Regions from separate parts of the Homo sapiens genome. Here region 1 is linked to region 2. The links are chromatin loops, found by intact Hi-C in ENCODE. Cell type or tissue: MCF 10A. All regions are shown on one strand. Links, peaks and the distances in the headings refer to the core of each region. The heading gives the core; the rest is flanking DNA. Region 1 has its middle 220 kb from the start of IDS. Region 2 has its middle 150 kb from the start of FMR1NB.

Evidence for each region. A loop is a pair of places that touch in the nucleus more often than their neighbours do. Peaks named below come from ENCODE experiments on the same cell type or tissue, not always from the same donor. Only the 100,000 strongest peaks of a DNase experiment are listed, where the experiment ranks them.
Region 1: a loop joins it to region 2, with 29 times the contacts of the local background. A loop is called at or near these places in 29 of 110 quality-filtered maps.

Annotation. Positions count from the first base shown.
Region 1 is chrX:149,282,167-149,290,512 of GRCh38, forward strand. No RefSeq gene overlaps it. Among named protein-coding and RNA genes, the nearest start is that of IDS, 220 kb to the right of the region's middle. In MCF 10A, for the core only: a CTCF peak has its summit at 4,850 (motif pointing left); a DNase peak (open chromatin) is centred at 4,865.
Region 2 is chrX:148,132,102-148,140,447 of GRCh38, forward strand. No RefSeq gene overlaps it. Among named protein-coding and RNA genes, the nearest start is that of FMR1NB, 150 kb to the left of the region's middle. In MCF 10A, for the core only: no CTCF peak of the experiment used is centred there; a DNase peak (open chromatin) is centred at 3,850.

The DNA.
Region 1 (8,346 bases), core at 102-8,101, 1.2 Mb after region 2:
TAATTCTGGGAAATGTATTCCCTTGTTTCTCCAAAGGGGTGGGGATAATACCAAGTTGACAACAGAAAATCTAGCACCCTTTTTAAGGTTTTGGCATCAGTGATTTCTTGGTGCTCTAAATAGTTCTTATGATTATTCCATGGGTGCTTAAAAAGAATATGTATTCTCTGATTTAAGAATATGTAATTGATTTAACTATTGATTAGATATTAATAAAATAGATTTTTAAATTACCTTATTAATTTGGTTAAGTCCTCCATGACTACTTATTTTTTGACTATTTGTTATGGAAAGGTGTAGCTAAATAAATATAGAACTACTCTATATGTGTTTCTAGTTCTCTATGTATTCTCTACATTTTGCTTTATAATTGTTTTCTTTCTTAGAGACAGGGGTCTTGCTGTGTTGCCCAGGCCAGAGTGCAGTGGCATGATCATAACTCACTGTAGCCTTAAACTCCTGGGCTCAAGCAATCCTCCTGCCTCAGCTTCTCAAGTAGATGGGACTACAGAAGTGCATCACCACACCCTGCTAATTTTTTTCTTATTTTTATTTTTAGTGATGGAGTCATGCTATGATGCTCAGAGTGGTCTTGAGCTCCTGGCCTCAAGCAATCCTCCCACCTCAGCCCCCTGAGTAGCTGGGATTATAGGTGAGAGGCACCATGCCTGGATTTGCTTTATAAATTTTGATATGTTACTTGGTGCATAGATATTCATTGCTGTTAGACCTTCATTATGTGTTGTACCCTGCCCTTCTTTGGTTCACTTTTCCTTGAATTCAGTCTTGTCTGATATTAATTTTCAGCTGTCTGCTTTCTTCTTATTTCCATTTTTCTAATATGCTTTTGCCTACTCATTTGCTTTCAATTTTTTCTGAGTCATTTCATTCTAGATGAGTATATTACAGTCAGTACTTAATTGGGTTTTTCTTTGTCACTGAATATGAGTGTCTCTTTTCCTGTGTATTGATAGGGTAGATATGTGTAGTATGAGTGTTACAATTTTTTAAAAAACTTTGATTTCTCTCCTTTGTTTTATTTGGGGTCTCCGGTTATTTTTTAAGGTGTATAGTGTCATTTTATTTTTAATGTTTGCCTCTGTAAAAATAATTTTATAGGCTGTACTTAATCTTCTATTTATTTAGCTAGTTTATATTGACTCTTCAATAACAGTAGTAAATGTCCCTACTTCTAACTCCCCTTGCCCTCCACCTTTTAATTTTGTGGGGTATACTACTGGCCTTAGTTTTTCTAGTGGTTAATTTTATACATTTAAATAGGTTTATACCTTTTAAACTTCAATGGCCACCTTTAAAAATATTTTGACCCCACCCACTATAAAAAATAAACATGCCATCTTACACGCACAATCTCACTTTCTCTCCCCTTACATTCCCTAATTTTTACTGGGTATTTTAATATTTCTTCATCATCGTGGTTGATTACATTTACATGTATATTGCAGTGGTAGTTCCCATAATTGTTATAACCTTTAACCATAGTTCTACATTTATTTTTGCCACCGTTTTTCCCATTCACCTTTTGGTTCAACTTTATCTTCTAGTAGTGTCTTCAAAAAAGTGTTCTTGGAAACTACAGCCCATGAAACATTATTGCATATTTGAAAATATTTATCTGTCACCATTACACCTGAATGACAATTTAGCTAGCTCAAATTTACTGGCTCACATCATCTTTTTTTTGGTAATTTTTTAAGTACTTCTCTACTGTCATGTAATGTTGTATGTAGGATAGCCTAAAGCCAACTTGTGTTTTTTTATTTTGCTGTTATAGTAGTTTGATCATTTTTGCCTAGATGCCCCATAGGATTATTTTTCTTTGTCTTTATTTCAGGAAACCTTACTAGACTATGGTTCAGTGCTGACTAGACATTTTTTTCCTTAAGAAACACCATGCCCTTTAGATCCTTAGATTCAAATCTTTTTTAATATCAGTAAAGTTTTTAAATTTACATATTTGGATATTTTATACTTCTCTAGTTTTTTCTTCTTAAAGAAGAAAACATTAATTCTGTCTTTGCCTGTCTTCCATATCTACAATTTTCTTCTAATCACTTTTTATAATTTCCATTTCATTTTGCTCAATTGCCTCAAAGCTGCTATCTATTTTTCTGTTGTCAACAATCTGTACTCTTACATCAGCTACTATGATAATATTGTGTCACCATTTACTACTATTTACAAGCTAACCATAATTTCTCTGATGATTTTAGTTTTCTCTTCTACTTTGTGTCCTAGATACAGGCAGCTCAATTTTAATTTTTGTTGCTTTTCTTGATTCCTTATACCTCTGCATTAAGCTCTTAATTCACAAATTACTTCCATTGTTAAGTTATTGAGTTCTTAAACAAATATTTGGTCATGATTTTCATCTACTCCACATCAAAATGTTCATACTGTGTAGGCTGTTTGCCTTTTTTGTCCTGCTATTTTCCACCATTTTGTGACATTTTTGTATGGATCTCCTTGTTCCTTTTTTATTATTAGTCATCCTTGAGTGAGCAGAAATCTTCCTAGAGCAGGTATTTGAAAGAAGTAGTGTGGAAGAGGGGCTGGGGCTGTGTTCTGCGTTAGTAGAAAATCCCCTAATTCTTAGAAAAATCCTTTATGATTCATGGTCTTGTGGGAGAAGGTTGTGAAGCGGGTTTTGTGAATGTGCTTCATGTGCAATAGAGAGTGACTGAGAGGTGGTTTAACCTTTCTTCTTAGCTCACAAAGAATGGCTGCTACAGAGCTGCTTAACACCCACAGTTTTTCTTCTACATGCTGCACATTTACAAAGATGGAGTATCCGTGAGTTTTCTCACTCATTCCTACCTCCCCTGCCATTTTAAAGTATCCAAGGAAGTTGGGGAGATTCCCTCAGCTAAACAGCCACCCAGATCTTATTGTTCCAAACAAAAAATTATTAGATTTGCCCTCTGAGCAGGTCACCTACTTTGGAGAATTTTGTGCTCTGCCAGCTCTCCTCAAGATTTGGAAAAGCAGTTATTTTCTATTGGAGCCCCCATCACTCCAGTCCAAAGTTCACTGCATGTGACATCCCATCTTATTTGTCTGGTTCCTGATTATAGGAGTTTCCCAGTTTCAACAAAAATACTGTCTTTGTTTTTGTTTCTCATTCATTTTTCCCCAATTTTGTTTCAAAGCGAAAAGTAAAAACATTCTTACTCTAACATCTTAAAATTAATGTCTGGGAGGAACCTAAACTGCTTATTAATATATGCCATGCTATATGTGATATGGCAGAGACTGCTACCTGTCCACCAGAATCTATTTATTTTTCTTGGATGCACAATAAGACTACATTTCCTAGTCTCCCTTGCAATTACATGTGACCATGTCATTAAGATTTAGTGGATGAAATTTAAGCAGAAGCAAGGTGTGTAAATTCTAGGGCTGGCCCATTACAAACTTTAACATGGGCACCTGTGTGTTTTTCCTTTTCTGCTTAATTGGGTTGGAGATAATCACAGTGATGCTGAAAGCCATGTGCTAAAGAAGGCAGAGCCTCCTTCTGCTTGGGCTCCTGAATGACTGTGTGGAACAGAGGCCCTTGCCACTCTTGGGCCATTCTGGATTATTACATGCACAAAGAGTAAAGTTCTTTTCTGTTAAGCCATTAGATGTATGGGTTTATTTGCTGTTACAGCCTAGTCGAACCCAAATGATGTAGTGAGGGAGGCAGGACAAGGAAGAAACCTATTCAGTATGGAGTTATCCTTAGGGACAAGTTACAAAAATTATAAGGATCAGACACCACTGCTGGTTGATCCATTATAGACCAGAATAAGCAGGTGGTATGATTCCAGAAGGAGATGCCATGGTTGTGTGAGAGAGAGATTAACCATTCCTATAAACAGAAGGGTCAAAGAAAGTAGCCAGTCACCAGAATGCTTATATTAAGGAGGATTGTGACTACCTGTATATAAAGTATAGGAAGAAAATGGGGCAGGGCAATTAAGATGAATTGCAGACACAACTATTTGTGCATATTAATTTGAATTTAAATTTAAACTTAATTTAAGGATAATTTAAAGGAAAATCTTCCCTTACCTATTTCATGCTGAAGGGGTCTTTCAAGTTGTCAAACTCTCTCTATATAAATAAGACTGCATAATCCAGACCCTCCGGAATCCAGAGATGAATTGCATGTGGTAGCTGATGTGTGGGAAGCCCACAGAGCAGCACTTCTGGTCATTGCCATCCAGCTAGCTGGTGCTCTCAGAAGAATGAGATGAAGAGGCATGACTTTCAAGCTTCCTCTGCCATACAAGGTGAGTTTGGGTTCCAGGCTTCTTCCTAGCCCCTGTTTCTGCTTCCTCTGATTTAATACCCAGTCACTGAGTACCTACTAAACACTCGGCATTAAACTGAAAAGAACAGGGAAGTCAAAAACCTTTTACCAATGCCTGATGGGATAAAGACATGACCCATCCCTCAAAGAGCTTGTGGTCTTCCCATGGCAATGCCCTTCCTCCCTAGGCCAGATGGACTGTGAAGAACAGCAGTCTCAAGTGGATTTATTGGGAAGCTCATGAAGACTCAGCTCAATGGGCCATGTTTGCAGGGGCCCCTTACAAGGCTCTGCACTTGATTTTGTAATTTTGAATTATTTTTCTCAAAAAGGCCTCCCAAATTATGTAAGCTTCAGGCCTTTAAAACTTGGATCTGTTCCCTTGAAGCCACATAATCTGATCAGAAATAATTTTCAGGGCTCATTGGGTGCTGGAGAATTCATGGTTAGATATTTAAATAAAAATGCAGAGAATCTATAGGACTTTCCAACTGAGACCAAGGCTTTTTTTTTCTGGTAGCTTGACTGCCAGGAAACAGAAAGCGGGGCATCTCCACCTGCTGGCAGAAGACCAAAACTACACCATATTGCATTGACCGCAGACATCAGGCTTTGTTTCCTTTTAAGTGAATAGGTGAAATCAATCAAGCAAACTGGAATTAGGAAACAGAAGGACCACTCACAACCGTACCTCCACAGCAAAGCTAACACTTTCATTTTGAATAACCCCTTTCCAGCCCCTGTTTACATCAGTCACATTTTTGCATGGACATAATAGTGTTTCAGGCAGTCCTGCTCTACAGAAGGCATTTGTTTCGCTGACCATAAGCATCTTATGTGCTTCTACATTGTCTTTATAGCCAGCTGTCTGAAGTTCTACATCATCCGTCAGTGATGGGTCCTGAGTAAACTCAGCAGTCTCCTCTAAGTAACTTGTATATATCCCTTTTATAAAGAATGCTGCAGTGGCCACCCTTAAGTATAGAACTTTGTCTTTCCCAGGCATTACTTACAGGAAACTGGGGACCAAATGCCACTCCATAGCATAGCTTAGGAGAAGTGAGATTCCAAAGGACAGAGTGGGCTGGCACATATGTAGTAGAAGACTAGACAAATGAGAGTGAATGAGCGAGTCTGTTGTGAGTGGATGACACGCAATGCAACCCCAAGGGCCGGCTCCAATTTGCACAGTCCCTAAAACATCCCAGGGATCCAGTCTTATCGCAGTCTCATCAACATTGACAATAATCATTTAGAGAATTTTCACCATGAGACTTTTGACACTCTGCTCTGGGATTTTGGAGTTCCAACTGCTTTAACAATTTATACAGTCACTCAAATGTAGAATCCAGTGAATTATTAATGACAATTTTGCTCCGCATATTGAAAGGGCATTCTATATTAATCAATTATAAATCATGATAAATTGCTTTCTAAAAATTATACACTTGAAACCCAGAAATGTTCAAGCCCCTCACCAGTTTACATACATCCTTAACCGTGTCTTGTTAACTGGGTGACCAGGAAACAGAGAAAGGAGGATGTACTTAATGAATAACTGGCCAGAAGTCGGAAGACCTAGATTTTCTTCCTATCCCTTCCATAGATTTGCTCTGTGACCCTAGACAATTCATATGCCCCCTCTGTTACCATACTTTTAAGCTGAAGGGGTTATAGTGCATACTTTCTGAGGTCCTTCTAACACTGGAGATCTATGAGTTCATAAGATCACATAGAGTCTTGGACTTTTCAGAGATCACTAGGCATAAGAAAGCCCTCGAGGACATCCTCTTCCTAGATCAACCACTCCAAGCTAAGACCTTAATGGGTCTACACTGTCATCCATTTATATAGGAGAGAGGATGGTACAAGCTAAGTGAAAGTCTGTTGTCAACTCAGGAACTAGGGTACAGTTCCAGCAATCAATCTCCATGGAGGGTTAGCAGAGGTCTGGCCTAGCCAATTAGGGTTTGGCACTGCCATATGCTACTAGAAAACACATGCTTTCATGCCAGGCAACAGGGTGGGAAGTGCAATGCCATTAAGGACCATACCTTAGCCTACTTAAACTAGCCTGGGATTGAGTTACTGAGCTCAAAATACAATTCAGCACACTTTCCTGCCCACTGCAAGTCAGGCCAGCCCCTGGAGAACTCCAGGGACAAGGCAAGTCTGGAGTTTGTCCCCAAGGAACTCCCAGTCTAGTGGAGGAGATGGGCCCATAGCAGAGTTACAAATGTCCAAAATAAGAGCACAAATTCCTGGGTTCTTAAAGAGAGTTCAAGCACACACACACACACAGAGAGAGAGAGAGAGAGAGAAATTAATTTAGATAAGGAAGGGAGGTAGGGAGAGATGGTGCCAGCAATGGCTTCCTGAGGAAATGTCACTTGTGATGGGTCTTTTAGGTGAGTTGGACATTGAGAGAAAGTAATCAAAAGGGCACAAGATAGGGTAGCTGTCAGGTAAACAAAACAAAACTGTATGCACAAAGGTCTAGAGGCAAGAAAGCATGGGTGTGCTTGCATAGCAATGAAGAATGTGGTTTGGCCAAAGCATAGGATTCACAGAAGGACCTCCCCAGGCCATCAGTAGTCTCTCCTTCGCAGGAGTCCACTGTGGCTGGACGAGGAACAGATCAAAACAGGTCTTGTTTGAGGCTTGGCCCAACAACAGGGCCAGCTGTTGACCAGGGCTTCCTTCACCCTTAGCTTTCTCTCCCCCTAGTGTAGTCAGAGACTCCAAAGGCAGTCCCAGAGTGTTGTGCCAAAACAAATGCACATCAGGCTATTGTCATCAGGAGCCCTTGTCTTGTTCTGTTTGTTTTAAGAAGACATAAGTGAAATAACCAGGTTTCCGAAGAGAGGGCAGAATTGGGTTTGTCCCCAGGGAAAATGAGGTTTCTCCACCATGGCTGTTCTCCCCATGCAGCAGTGGCCAGGGGTCCCCAGCAGCTCTTTGCTCAGTGCCCCTGCTGCTAGGCCTGATGCTTCCTATGTGGTCAGCTCAGATGTGCAACCCTTCTCCATTTTTATTATTTGAGCAATATAATCATTATTGCTTTTGTTACCCAAAATCTTATAATCACCCATTTAAGAGTAATGTAGGAATCATTTTTCTCTTTTATTTGATGAACTAATCTTTCTGGTTGGCTCTTGAGGTGGGAGGGGTGGGCAATGGGGACCAGCCTGCTTCATCTCACTCTTTCCTAGGCCTGCTCCTTAGGCACGTGCCCCACAAATCCCACCTCCGCAGCTTGGAAAAGGGGCCCACAGAGGATCTCAGGTATCTGAGGAAGGGCCAGAGGCTATTTGGCCTGACATCCTGGAACATCACCAGCCAGGAGCCATAACTCCTTTAGGCTAGCCTGCCTGCAACTGGATCAGGTATAGCAAAAACGATTGATCTCACCTTCTAATTTTCAATGAGTGGGAGTGGCTGCCTTGAGTGCTGTGTTGGGAAGGAGTCTGAGGCAGCATCTGGACCCTGTGTAAATATGCGTTTCCTGTTATTGATGAAGCTTTCAAGACAAGATTTTAGAAAGCTTTGGCTCAAGTTGTAGGTTGTGGGAGGAAGGAATTAGTAAGAGCCATCATAAACTCAACATCTATTGTGTTCCAGGAGCTGTGACCACTCCCTTCTTTTTAGTCGGGAAGGTCAGGATCTCACTATGTCACCTAGGCTAGAGTGCAATGGTGTGATTATTGCTCATTGTAGTCTTGAATTTGAATTCCTGGGCTCAAGTAATCCTCCTGCCTCAGCCTTCTGAGTAGGTGGGACTACTGGTGTGTGCCACCACACTCGGCTTACTCCTCCCTTTGTATCCTGCTGCATCGTTAGTGCATGATACCCACCACCCCCTCAGAGGCCCAGCCTAGTGCTGTCTCTCAGAAAAACACCCTTTGAGTCAACAGAGACAAACTTAGGGGGTGCCTGACTCCAAAGTCCAGGCCTTCCTCCTTTGAGGAACAGCATGGCTTCCCCAGGGAATATCATTCCATGGAGACAAGGCCTGCAGACAGATCTCA
Region 2 (8,346 bases), core at 24-8,023:
TCCCAATAACCTACGGAAATAAAAAAAAAGTGAGTTAACATACATGAAGTCCTTAGAGAAACACCTGGTATGTAGAGAATATTCATGAGCAGTAGATATTATTATTACCACTTACTGTTCAAGGTTCTGTATCATTTTAGTTGAAGAATATGCTGAGATTTCTAAGCAATTTTAAAAATATATCATTTACAGACATTTGTGTATATGAATCATAATTTTTCTGATACTAGGCAAGCAAAGGAAGTCCAGAAATAAATTAGACATCGAGACAAATGTCAGTGCAATTGATAACCATTATACCAAATTTCAAAATTTCATGTATATCCAGACAGTTTCATTCTTCTCATTAACCGACTTGATAATATGTAAATATTAGGTTGGTGCAAGAGTAAGTGCGCTTTTTGCCATTACTTTTAATCCCACTACTTTGAACATACTTCATATATTTTCCATCATTTTTCTTACCATTTTGTAAACAAATTCTTCCCCCATTCCTTTTAATTGCAAAAAACACACTGACTTTTGTACCAACTTAAATAGTTATATATTTGAAATTAAACAACAAAACTCTTCTGATATAATCTGTTCTATATATTAAGGTTCCATGTAAGATTGATTTTAAAAGTCCGTCCCACTGATTAAAAAAAAAAACTAAAAAGGTTTAAAGTTCATTGATCTAAAGAAAATAGTGTTTCTTTTACTGTAATAATAATGATGATAATATAATTTTTATGAAGTACTCTCTTACCTATGATCTCATTTGTTACAACAACCCAGCAAAACAGCCAGGGTCGGAATTATCATTCATATTTTACTGATGAGAGAATGAAGCCTCGAAGAGGTAAAAGTGACTTACTCGAGTGACAAGGCTATTGTGACCCAAAGCCAGAAAGGATTCCAATCCAATTCTTTATTCCTCATTCAGTTTTTTTACTTGACCTGCCTCGCAGCCGACAGGGCTAAATGTTCCTGTTCCAAAGCTGAGGGCCTTTTCTCCTGGGTGCTCCTGATGCAATGATTTATAGCAGAAGTGCGGGGTCATGCCTTTCTGGCTCCTTACAGGAGGGAGGTTTTCCGTGCACCTTGGCTTCTGATCGCACTGTGTAGTGAATTTGGAGGTGTCAAGGTGGACTCACACGGTAATGTGAGCCTAAGATGAGAAGTTAATTAGGTCTTTTGATATCTAATGAGGTTTCAAATCATTTATCACCAGTAGAGAGCACTATAAGATTAGAATTAATAGCAGGACTTGCATGAAGAAAATAATGTTTGTATCATGAATGTATTACAAAGGCGGAGTTAAAATGATTGATTTTAAGCAAGCATGATCTGCCCTTGTAATAGTAGATCATTTCCATCAGTTGAATCTTTACAAAGCAGTCACTCAAAACTTGCATTTAAATGTAATAGCAATATTAAAAGAAGTAGGCGTTGCTTGCTTGTTGAAGTTACATTGAAGAGGTTCAATTCTGAATCATAACCCAGGCATATGTGCCTTCTACTTGAATATCTTGCTTCCAAACCACTGTTGCAGTGTTTATAACACAGAGTTCCTTCTTTCTTCCTGACTCCTGTGTTGCATATGGGACTCCACACATACAGAATAGGTTCAAAGATATCAAGATACCATGGGGCTTCATGCTGACCCCCTTTATTTTTCTTACTTGGGATTTGTGGCTGTTGGGCTTTCTTAAACCTTTTTTTTCTGGTTGTAGATATAAAATCAAGCTTCATTTCATAAGTAGCCTTCAGTGTATTCATATTATTTAGAGACATGCAGTAAATACAAATCTGCCCACAGTCTACAGACTGAAATATTGGCATTTAGTTCCATCCTAATTACAGTATTTTACTAGTCTAACACTGACATGCATCACACAATGACTTTCATGCTGTGGAAAGCTTTGAAATGGATCTGCCTTAAAGATAGCTGCACTTACACTTCATATGTTTTTCATCATTTTTCTTACCATTTTGCCAGTTCCCCAAACTAGCTGTATTTAAACAAATTCTTCCCCCACAGCCATTTTGTTCTCTGATTTCACCCTGCCGTGAAGTCTCAATGCAAAATCGGCAATAGCATGATTGATCATTTAGCTGACAGCATAGTCATGAACACGAGGTAGAAACTTCACATCCAGTAAGAGGAGAAGCTGGAATGCAGAGGTATTAAAATACAAATATCTCCCATGAAAACAGAGGAAACATGAGAGGTTTAATGTTTGAATAAATCTCCTCTATTCCCCAAACCCTAGCCATTGATAAATGTGCTCCCTCTTCAATCTTGTTTCAGTATTCAAGTTTTCTCATAAGTAGTGTATTTATTGAAAAAAGCCCTCTCCCTTTACTCTGTCCTCATCACAACAGTAAAAGAACCCGCCCCCCGACCCGCCAACCTTGCAAAAAGAGCCTGTGAGAATGCTTTCCTCTAAGGACTCAGTTACTTGCTTGCCTAAATGAAGAAGAGACATGTCTGTAGTAATACTTGCATGTTGGACGAGCCCCATTCAGAAGAAAATCACAATGAGGTTTCTGTTTATACAGGTGCCATTAGGTGTACTTACTGTCACAGTTGTAAGTTAGGTAGCTAACCAAGTGCACTGCACATGGAGTTAAAAAATTCAAATTTAAAAAATGCAAATAAGCTAACTGCTGGCATGAGGATTGGGTCTCCCAAACATAGGTTCTATCATTGTAGTTCCCCAAGGGGGCTCTACATACACTTACAGCAGTATACTGGGCCACTATCCTGGCTATTGAATACCAAGTCCATTTTATATATCATTGACAAAGATTTGTATGGCCTCAAAGAGGACTTTCAATTGGGGGCTATTGCTTTTATTTTTGCCTTTTGTGTAGAATTGGCATTTTAGGGCTGCTGGCAAAATTAATTTACTGACAGTGACAGCATCTGTGAAATACATTTACCTAGAAAATGTAAATATGAATATACATATATCAGAAGAATGTATTATAAAAAGTTTCACATTACTTGCGTTAAATATTCAATGATATAATAGTTATGAACCCATTTGATCTAGAGTCTCACCACAGTAGGGTAGTATTTTTAATAATAATTTTTTGAATCTTATACATTTTAAATTTATTATTTGGGGCTTTAATTTTGTATATACATAAGTGTCTCTTAAGTGAAGGAATTTAGCACAGGTTAACTGATAAACTGAAATGACAGATATGTACTAGGCACTCCCACTCAGCTTGTGTGAAAAAAGAGGGCAAGGAAGTCCAAAAAATACCTCAAGTTTTCTGCAAATTACATAAGCCTTGCTCTTTCCAACCTTTTATAATTCACCTTTCCTCTTGTTCAGTCATTCAACAATTACTTATTACTTTTACTTTATATTTGAAGTATTATCTTATTTTCATAGTTGAGCTTATAAATGATACATAGAAAGCATGAGCAGAGAAACTTATCAGAAGCTTCCATCACTGAGCAGAAACTCTCAGATTTGGGATGTGATCCACTTGTTTCTTTTATGTAATTTTTGCTCTCTTTGCAGCCCAGCTGTTCTCCCAAGAACTTGTTGTTGTTTTTCTCAGTATTTCCTTATTTCAGATTCCAGTGATACATATGTGTGAGACTTTAAAAAATTCTTCTTGTGCCATGTCCTCTTAACATATAGCTAAAACTCCTGGGCATCAGAAACAGTAGGCAAAACTTGAGTCAAATCAATTTTTTTTTTTCCTGTCTGAGAGATCTGTATTTCACAACAATAGTAAAGTAGATGGTTTGGAAGCAGAACATGACATACAGTCCTCCAAACATCATCCAACCTTCTCTATGCAGTACATAGCATGAAACTTGGCATAACACACCTTGGACCAGGTCCAGTGGCATTCAATCACTGGCAATGCTGGAAACGCTTTGATGAATCATGGACTCACTATTACCAAACAATTTCATGGCCCTTCCCTAAGGATGGTGTAATAGTGGGACTTCAGTGTATTATATAAAAAGAAAAAAAATACATATAGGAATATATGGAATAGTCTTGTTTATCTCTAACCCCTCCACACACACACACACACACACACACACACACACACACACACACAAATATGATGAAAACACACTCTCTTTAGTCCTTCCCATTTGTCCATTTGCAGACTAGTATTTCTGTTTTCTTCAGTGACTATGTGACTCTTAATGCCCAGTCAAAATCAATTTCAGGAAAAAATTCATTACATTTTGCCATCACTGGCAATGCTACATAATAGGTACTCAGTAAGTATGCATTTGAGTAGTGAATGACTGCATCTGTCAAGATGAAAATAAGGTTTTCCAAATTAGAATCATTTTGTTGGTCTTTCAGCTTTGGTACCTGTAAGTTATTTTTGTTCTTTGAAAATTTGATTGTAAACAATATTGTTGCCATTTCCAATTTAAAAATCTTTGACTCTTATATTAATTGAGAAAATGTATATATGAAGTGTCTTGCACGGTTCTTGATACGTGGTAGGGCAGGCAGTGTTAGAATGAAAATTTGTTGAAAATAGTGTGATAGGTTCAATTGCATTAAATAAAATGAAAACATTAAAAGATTACTGATTAGAGCACCTGTAAGCTGTAATGCAAACAAAGGAATTGTAGGGATACAGATTAGCCTTATACCATATAGAATAAAAAGCGAAGGGGAAGAAAATCCAAGAAGAAAGAAGAGAGGGAAGAAGACTGGTTAAACCTCCTATTTATTAAAATTCAATATTATTTTGGAAAAAAAGAAATGTTGGACTTTATAATTCTTGTTATTTAATATTTTAAAAACTGTGATAAAATACACATAACATAAAATTTACCATTTTATTCATTAAAAAGTGTACAATGTAGTAGCATTTAGTACACTCATAATATTGTGCAATGGTCACCACTGTCTAGTTCCAGAACATGTTTATTACCCCAAAAGGAAACCCCATGCCCATGAAGCAATCACTCCCCATTTTACCCTTCACCCAGTCCCTGGAAACCACTAATTTGCTTTCTGTCCTTATGGATTATCCTGTTGTGGATATTTGATATAAAGGAAATCATATAATATGTGGCTTTTTGTGACTGACTTCTTTAACTTAGCTTAAAGTTTTTGAGGGTCACCCATGTTGTAGCATACTCATCACTTCATTCCTTTATAGGGATGAATGATATGCCATTGTAAAAATAGATGACATTTTGTTTATCCATTTATCACTTGATGGACACTCGGGTTGTTTCCACCTTTTGGCTATTGTGAAAAGTGCTGCTATGAGCATTTGTGTATAAGTTTTAGTTTGAACACCCATTTTATATTCTTTTGAGTAATATACATAAGGAGTGGAGTTGCTGGGTGTGATGGTTAATTTTATGTGTCAACTTGACTAGGCAAAGGGATGCCCAGATAGCTCCCTTACTAATATACAGGATCACATGATAATTAGATGTTTGGCTTACGGGGGAACTACCCTAGTGTTTTCCACAGTGGCTGCACCATTTTACATTTCCACCAGCAGTGTAGGTATGTTCCAATTTCTCCACATCCTCATCAACAATTATTATTTCTCATTTTTCTTGTAGTCACCCTAGTGGGTGTAATTTTCTTACTCTAAATTTCCTCCCATATTCCACATTGGAAGTATGCAATATTGTACAGGGCAAAGATGAAGTACCATATACTATTAGTGCTGGCTGAGGGCCAAATAGTGGAGGAAGTGCTGTTTGACTTTCATGCCTCTACATTCCCATTCTGTATCCTTCTTTTATCCACCTTTGGTGGTGCCTCTTCTGTTTTCAGGTCCTTAGTGTCTGCCTTGGTCAAGGTATGACTTATTCACTTTAAGAGACCTGTATAACATCTCACTCATGTTGGGAGTATTTATATTTTAACAGACAAACTAAACTTCTGAAATTGCCAGCAATTAGCAGGCATCTATTTTAGGAGGCACAGGGTAGACAGTAGGCTTGCTATGAGTCTCTATTATAGATAATGGATGTGAGCTCACAGTCTGCTGACTGATGCCGAGTGTGAATGATGTTCACATAATAAAGCACATGAAAAGGAGTCAATTGGTCAACTCTCAGGAGGGTAGTCAGTCATTCATTTGATAAGAATTGGTCAAATGCTTATTTTGTGCTAGGTACTGGGAGTGGCATTGTGGGTTGAATCTGTACTGCATCCTGATTTCAAGGAGCTTATGTTAGAGTTGTGTTTACAAGCAGTAGGGCTGATGTTACAGGGACCCACATTATCCTCTGATAAGGCTACCTTGTGACTACTGGACAACATGTATGCAGTAGCTGACCAGGTATACAAATATAGTCTGTGCTCCTGAAAACAGCAAAATGAACTTAGGAATACTCAAAATGCTCCTGTGACTCATACGCTAAAGTTTTAGGCCCCTATTGCCCATATCTTAGACCTGAACTGTCCAATACAGTAGTCGTATGTGACCTTCAACACCTAAAATGTGTAGTGCAACTGAGGAACTTATTAAAATGAATTTTGATTGATTTATATTTTAAAACTGGTACTTGATTCAGTTATTGGAAAACTTTCACATGCTTGGAACAGCTTGGGCATATGAATCTACTTTGTCAACTATAAATGTTATTAGCTCTAAATAGAGATCAAATATTTCCAATGAACATTTAGCATCCAAATTGGGGTGTGCTAGAAATGCACACCACGTTTTACAAAAACAGACATATAGACCAATAGAACAGAATAGAGAAGTCAGAAATAAGATCAAACACCTACAACCATCTGATCTTTGACAAGCCTGACAAAAACAAGCAATAGGGAAAGGATTCCCTATGTAATTAATGTTGCTGGGATAACTGGCTAGCTATATGCAGAACATTGAAATTAAACCCCTTCCTTACAACTTACACAAAAATTAACTCAAGTTAGATTAAAGGCTTAAATGTAAAACCCAAAACTATAAAAAAAAAAAAAACCCTAGGAGAAAATCAAGGCAATACCATTCAGAACACAGGCACGGGCAAATATGTCATGACAAAAACACCTAAAGCAATTGCAACACAAGCAAAAATTGACAAATGGGATGAAATTAAACTAAAGAGCTCTTGCACAGCAAAAGAAACTATCATCAGAGTAAACAGACAACCTACAGAATGGGAGAAAATGTTTGCAATCTATCCACCTGACAAAGGTCTAATATCCAGGGTCTAAAAGGAGCTTAAACAAATTTACAAGAAAAAAACAACCCAATTAAAAAGTGGGCAAAGGACATGAACAGACACTTCTCAAAAGAAGACACATATGTGGCCAACAAACATGAAAAAAAGCTCAACATCAGTGATCATCAGAGAAATGCAAATTAAAACCACAATGAGATACCATCTCACAACAGTCAGAATGGTGATTATTAAAAAGTCAAGAAGTGTCTGTTCATATCCTTTGCCCACTTTTTGATGGGGTTGTTTGTTTTTTTTCTTGTAAATTTCTTTAAGTTCCTTGTAGATTCTGGACATTAGTCCTTTGTCAGATGGATAGATTGCAAAAATTTTCTCCCATTCCATAGGTTGCCTGTTCACTCGGATGATAGTTTCTTTTGCTGTGCAGAAGCCCCTTAGTTTAATTAGATCCCATTTGTCAATTTTGGCTTTTGTTACCATTGCTTTTGGTGTTTTACTCATGAAGTCTTTGCACATGCGTATGTCCTGAATGGTATTACCTAGGTTTTCTTCTAGGATTTTTATGGTTTTAGGTCTTAATGTTTAAGTCTTTAATCTATCTTGAGTTAATTTTTGTATAAGGTGTAAAGAAGGGGTCCAGTTTCAGTTTTCTGCATATGGCTAGCTAGTTTTCCCAACTATAGGGAATCCTTTCCCCATTTCTTGTTTTTGCCAGGTTTGTCAAAGATCAGATGGTTGTAGATGTGTGGCATTATTTCTGAGGCCACTGTTCTGTTCCATTGGTCTAGATCTCTGTTTTGGTACCAGTACCATGCTGTTTCAGTTACTATAGCCTTGTAGTATAGTTTAAAGTCAGGTAGCGTGATGCCTCCAGCTTTGTTCTTTTGGCTTAGGATTGTCTTGGCTACATGGGCTCTTTTTTGGTTCCATATGAAATTTAAAGTAGTTTTTTCTAGTTCTGTGAAGAAAGTCAGTGGTAGCTTAATGGGGATAGCATTGAATCTATAAATTACTTTGGGCAGTTTGGCCATTTTCACCATGTTGATTCTTTCTATCCATGAGTATGGAATGTTTTTCCATTCGTTTGTGTCTTCTCTTATTTCCTTGAGCAGTGGTGTGTAGTTCTCCTTGAAGAGGTTCTTCACATCCCTTGTAAGTTGGATTCCTAAGTATTTTATTCTCTTTGTAGCAATTGTGAA